Regions from separate parts of the Homo sapiens genome. Here region 1 is linked to region 2. A link is a contact called in ENCODE Hi-C or POLR2A ChIA-PET data. All regions are on one chromosome and are shown on one strand. Each heading gives the region's core, a stretch centred on a gene start or an enhancer-like site at or near the end of the contact. The rest is flanking DNA. Distances are from core to core; before and after follow the strand shown.

Region 1 (2,836 bases), core at 307-2,806, 420 kb after region 2:
CGCGCCACTGCACTCCACCCTGGGCAACAAGAGCGAAACTCTGTCTCAAAACTAAATAAATAAAGTCAAACAGTACATGAAAAAATAATATGATCAAGAGAGGTTCACTGCAAGAATGTAAGGGTGAATCAATATAAGATCTACTAATATAATTCTATGAATATACACTACTGTAATTAATATGTAGCATGCAGGAGGAAAACTATATGATCATCTTAAAAGATGCTAAGATGTCATTTAACAAAATATAATAGCCATATCTGATTTAAAAAAAAAAAACTTAAACAGAAAAAAAATTGAAATAGGTGAATATACTCAACACATTAAAGGTCTCAAACCAACAGTTAACCATTAAATATCTGCAACAGTTCCATTAAATTGGGATAGCATACTAAGATGCCTATCATTATAACTAACATTTGACATTGTTTTGGAGGAGGTGGTAGGGAATGCAATTTTTTTCTTTTTTCTTTATTACCCAGGTTCCCATCAATGGTAAAGGCAATGTAATTTGAAGAGAAAAAGGAGACATAAATATAAGAAAATCAGATGTGTACATGATTCATGTTTGCAGATGACAAAACTTTATTCCTAGAATAAAGTTATTCCAATCAAAGCAAAAGCTACAAGAAACAATTAGAAAAAAGAATAGGTGGCTGAATTCAAAATTAATTTTTTAAATTAATGAGTTTTCAACTAGAAGCCCCCTAGCAGAGCAGGTATTTTCATAGACAAATTAAAGATTAAATAAGATATCATGGCATAAGTGAAAATATTTAACAAATAAATTATACTTCATCCAATTTTGTAAAAAATACATACATATACCTGTGCCAGGTGCAGTGGCTCACGCCTATAATCCCAACACTTTGGGAAGCTGAGGCGGGCGGATCGCCTGAGCTCAGGAGTTCGACACCAGCCTGGGCAACACGGTGAAACTCCATCTCTACTAAAAAATACAAAAAATTAGCTGGGTGTGGCAGCGAGCACCTGTAGTGACTACACCACTTTGTTGACGGCCGTCCGGACCTGCAGCTGTCCGGGCCAGGTGGCTGCCCCCGCCTCCCCCCGGCCGGGGCGCTGGTGCTGGGGTGGGGCTGGCGGCGGCGGCGGCTTTCTCCGGCTACTGCTGCCCCCCCTGGGCGAGCTCAGCCGCGTCTTGGGCGCCACCTCAGCCTGGGCGGCGGCCCACCTGCCCCGGCTGCTGCCGCGGTGCCGCGAGCGGAACCCCGGATGGGTCCGGACGTGGGCGGCGGCGGCGGCGGCGGGGCCGGGGCGCAGCGCTCCGCAGAGGGAGCCGCGGGCTGCTTGGTCGGCCTGCCCCGCCGGCCCCTCATGTTGGAACCGAGGCGGAGGGAGAAGGGAAAGCGGCCGGGAAGGGGCGGGCGCAATGGGCGCAGTGGGGGCGGCCGGGGCCGGGTGGGGAGGCCAGAGGGGCAGGGCAGGAGGGGCCCGGCCTGCGGAAGCGGTTGGAGGGAGAAGGCTCAATCCGAATGGCTGGGGCCTCACTGCGGATCGCCTTCAGCCGCCATCTTGTTTCTTCCGTTACCGGAGCGCGGTCACGTGAGCTGAGCAGCCTACGAGCCTGGGACGGGGCGAGGTGGCGCGGCGGCCGCTAGGGGGAGCGCGGGAGCATTGAGTCGGGGGCGGAGAGCCTGGGGCGCCGGGGCTGGGCGCAGCGCGGCGCGGCTGGACTCCGGGCGCGGTGGCGCCGTTGAGAGAGACGCGCAGCTCGCGAAATGCCCCGCGGCTAAGGCCTTCGGAGACCATAGTCTCCGCGGACCCCTGGCTGGAGCCCAAAGCCGGCCGGACCTCCTCCCTGCGTCTCCCCTTCCGCGGCTCGGAGAGGAAGGCAGGAGAGCCCCCAAATATTCCCCTCCCGCCCCCTAGGGAAACTGAAGCTGAAAGAGCCAGCGAAAGAAAAAAAAAGTCTCGGAGTGGGGCGGCCCGAGCGACCTAAGGGACGGGGCAGCGCCAGCGACCGAGGGAAATTAGTCGGGGTGGGGGAACAGGGAGACAAGCCCCCAGAATTTAGGAAACTCCTAAATTCTACTAAAAATACAAAAATTACCTGGGCATGGTGGCGGGTGCCTGTAATCCTAGCTACTGAGGAGGCTGAGGCAGAAGAATCGCTTGAACCCCTGAGGTGGAGGTTGCAGTGAGCCAAGATTGCGCCATTGTACTCCAGCCTGGGCTGCAAGAGTGAGACTCCTTCTCAAAAAATAAAATAAAATAAATCAAGAAAAGTCTGGAAACCATGCCAACTGGTGAAATGAATAAAGAAATAAATGTTGTCTGGACTGAGTGGCTCACACCTCTAATCCCAGTACTTTGGAGGCCGAGGCGGGCAGATCACTTGAGGCCAGGAGTTCAAACCAGTCTGGGCAACATGGTGAAACCCTGTCTTTTCTACAATTGCAAACAAATTAGCCGGACGTGGTGGTGCATGCCTGTAATCCCAGCTACTCGGGATGCTGAGGCCCGAGAATCGCTTGAACCTGGGAGGCAGAGGTTGCAATGAACTAAGATAACGCCACTGCACTCCAGCCTGGGTGACAGAATGAGACTAGGTCTCAAAAAAAAAATTATAATTCAGTAACATAGTCAGTTACAAGATAAACATTGAGCCTGCCTCCTAGGTTCAAGCGATTCTCATGACTCAGCCTCCCGAGTTGCTGAGATTACAGGCGTGTGCCACCATGCCTGGATAATTTTTTGTACTTTTAGTGCAGACGGTGTTTCACCATGTTGGTCAGGCTGGCCTCCAACTCCTGACCTCAAGTAATCCACCCACCTCAGTCTTCCAAAGTGCTGGGATTACAAGCGTGAGCCACTG
Region 2 (2,865 bases), core at 261-2,760:
TCGAGTCTGGGTGACAGAGTGAGACCCATATTCAATTTTAATTTACCAATTCATATTTAATTTACCAATCCATATTTAACATTAGTTTATACGTACCTTCTTTTACATATTATCTCTTCTTTTACAATGAATATCTTGGTTCCTAATAACAACTAACCCAACTATTTGAATTTTTTTTTTTTAAGACGGAGTTTTGCTCTTGTCACCCAAGCTGGAGTGCAGTGGCGTGATCTCGGCTCACTGCAACCTCTGCCTCCTGGGTTCAAGCGATTCTCCTGCCTCAGCCTCCCAAGTAGCTGGGATTACAGGCGCTCGCCGTCACGGCCGGCTAATTTTTGTCTTTTTAGTAGAGACGGGGTTTCACCATGTTGGCCAGGCTAGTCTCGAACTCCTGACCTCAGGTGATCCACCCGCCTCTGCCTTGCAAAATGCTGGGATTACAGGCGTGAGCCACTGCGCCTGGCCTTGATTTATCCTATGATATACATGAAATAGTTTCAGAATTATAATTTCAACATTTTTACTTAGAATAAATCTAAGAAAAGTTCAAAATGTCTGTGTAGTTCCTTATGCACTTAGACTACATTGCACTAAATGACAGCACTGTGTTCAGAAGTTGCCCCGTGAAATTGAGAGCGTTCCCAGGTCCTTCGGACAGATTGTTTAAGGAACAGCAATGATTCCATGGACCAGTTTTCTCCAGGGTAGAGCACTGTTAATATATCCGACTACTTCAAAAAGATGAGAACTAACTAACTTCCTTGCATGGGAATACAGGGCCAGTTGCAATCCCCAAGATCCAGCAAGACTGCCTCGCCTTTCCACCCGACACCTGTTTTGAAGCATGAAATCGTGAAGCATACCGTGAAGAAGGTTCTCCCGTAGTTTCCCAGAAGTTTTTAATACGTTCTCAAGAAATGCTACTAGCTGTTCCTTACTCAGCTCTTTGTCTTGCAAGATTTCGCGTAGAGTTTCTGCAGAAACTAACCTGAAGGCACTGTCCCCGGGTAGCAAAGGGCCTGGTTTGTGGTGGAGGGCGTCCACCGGGAATACCTGCTCCCTGAACACCACCACCGAGGTCCACCATTCTGCGGCCAGGTTCTTCCGCAACTCTACGCCCAAGGGTCCGAAGCCGGGGTGGCACCCACTCAGAAGAGAATCCCGGCTAAGCTGCTGCTTGCTTCCACTTAGGAAATGCCTTCTCTGACAGATCTCTAACAGCGCCTCGCTTCCCTCTCCAGACCCGGGGGCTTCTGGGTGCTCGCCGTTCCCCTCGAGCTCCGCGTGCGACTTCACATGCCCTCCTTTGGGGCTACTCCTTTCCGTCAACAGCTCCGGCTGCCCCGCATCTACTCGACCCCCAAACCCAGACAACAGGCACCTGCAGACCTTATGGCAGGCCCTGACGGCTACACGAGAGCGCATCTCTCTCCGAAGTTAAAGAGCACACTCTCCCATCACTCAACGGATCCCAACAAGCCACCACTACCGTTAACAGAATCCGGAGAGGCCACGGCGCAGGCGCAACGGAGGTGAGCGTGCTTGCGGGCGGCAGGCCCCACCCCGGAAGCGCATGTCTGCGTTCCGGCCGCAGCCGTCCCCCGCCCACCATGGCGGACGCCGGCTCGGATGGTTCTCTGCTAGCTTGCCGTTCGCGTCGCGCCCCTCCCTTCAGATTGACTTTTTTCTTTCCTCGTAAGCACCAGTAAAGGTTATTCCCACCTATTTATAACCGTGGTGTAGCCACTTGAGTCACTTCCTTCTGCCACTGTTTTGCAGTCCAGAAAATTAAAATACTTCAGTATTATCCAAATCACCTTCTATATACACCTCAATCAAGCACTTGGACTAAATTTGGCATTTGGTTTCCCTTTAAACAGTTTTAGTCCTTTACGGTGATTTGTAAGCCCAGGCCTTCTTAACTAGGCAAATGCTGCCGCCAGGTGGCCTAGGCCTAACCCCAGAGCCGTTGTCTTGACGCTTAAGCTTCCGGGGAGGGGGGCGATAGGCTTCGTGACTAGGGTAGTGGTATGGTCACTTTAAATATTGCAGTGGCTTCCAAAGGGCAGTCCCCAGCCAGCAGCATCTGCCTCACCTGGGAATGCACTAGAAATAAACCAAGGGGCCCTGACATGTCTTAAACCCTCCTGGTGTCAGAGAAAACCACGTACGTGCAATTTCTTCCAGGGGCCCCTTCTATGGGTTCATCAAAACAATGAGACTTGTGACTGTTATTATTAAGAGACTCATGATTAAATTGCAGGTTTCTGATTTTGCAGTTTCTATTTAAATAGGTCGAGACCTTAAGACCTACCCAGAAAGTGGAAAAGTGGTATACCCAGACTGAGGAAGTTTGATTCCAAAGTCCATGATTTCTTATACCAGCCTCAGTTACGAAAACCTTTAAAGAGGTTCAGGGAAAAAGGAACAATCTACATTTCACTGTGAGACTACCAAACTACTACCTGATTAAGAGGGGTAACAGCTTAGCAATTGAGTTAATGTAATTCAGGAGTAAAGTTTTATCATTAGTAAAGTGCTGTACCAGGTTCAGGAAATAGTTCTTCTTTACAAGTGTATACAAGGGTTTAAAAAAAGGCCAGCTAGATAGTAATTAACTGCAAAGCTGGGTACTACTGCCAGGTGTTTTCCACATTCAGGAACTCACACCAGGTAAAAGGCCTATACGCAAATAAATAAAAAGAGAGAATGGGGAGAAAAATCACATTTATTAGTTAAGACGACCACAGGCTGGACACAACACACATGCTAAAAAGTGGACTGTCTTTTAAAACTTCCAAGGTAAATAGGTAAATGTTTTCCACAGCCCAACAATCATTTCAGTGTTTACAAATTAAAAGGCCC

The links. A loop is a pair of places that touch in the nucleus more often than their neighbours do. ChIA-PET counts read pairs that join two places held with the same protein, here RNA polymerase II (POLR2A). Pooled maps may share reads with other maps.
Region 1: a loop to region 2 is called in a pooled map, with 5 times the contacts of the local background. The contact joins the promoter of LRRC37A3 here to the promoter of POLG2 in region 2. A Hi-C loop is called at or near these places in 1 of 168 maps with a recorded cell type or tissue (naive thymus-derived CD4-positive, alpha-beta T cell), 4 of 37 single-sample maps with no recorded cell type and 10 of 50 pooled maps. POLR2A ChIA-PET finds 5 or more read pairs at or near these places in 2 of 52 experiments (CD4-positive, alpha-beta T cell and activated B cell).

Annotation. Positions count from the first base shown.
Region 1 is chr17:64,917,922-64,920,757 of GRCh38, forward strand. LRRC37A3 (leucine rich repeat containing 37 member A3) reads right to left here and starts at 1,557. Exons shown (of 15, transcript NM_199340.5): 1 at 1,510-1,557; 2 at 829-949. RefSeq lists silencers at 907-1,286, 1,357-1,446, 1,547-1,766 and enhancers at 1,382-1,882, 1,958-2,459, 2,460-2,836.
Region 2 is chr17:64,495,544-64,498,408 of GRCh38, forward strand. POLG2 (DNA polymerase gamma 2, accessory subunit) reads right to left here and starts at 1,511. Exons shown (of 8, transcript NM_007215.4): 1 at 864-1,511. The coding sequence starts at 1,425. It overlaps DDX5 (DEAD-box helicase 5), which reads right to left. Exons shown (of 13, transcript NM_004396.5): 13 at 2,711-2,865. It also overlaps a transcript of MILR1 not described here. RefSeq lists enhancers at 688-1,547, 1,199-1,268, 1,649-1,788.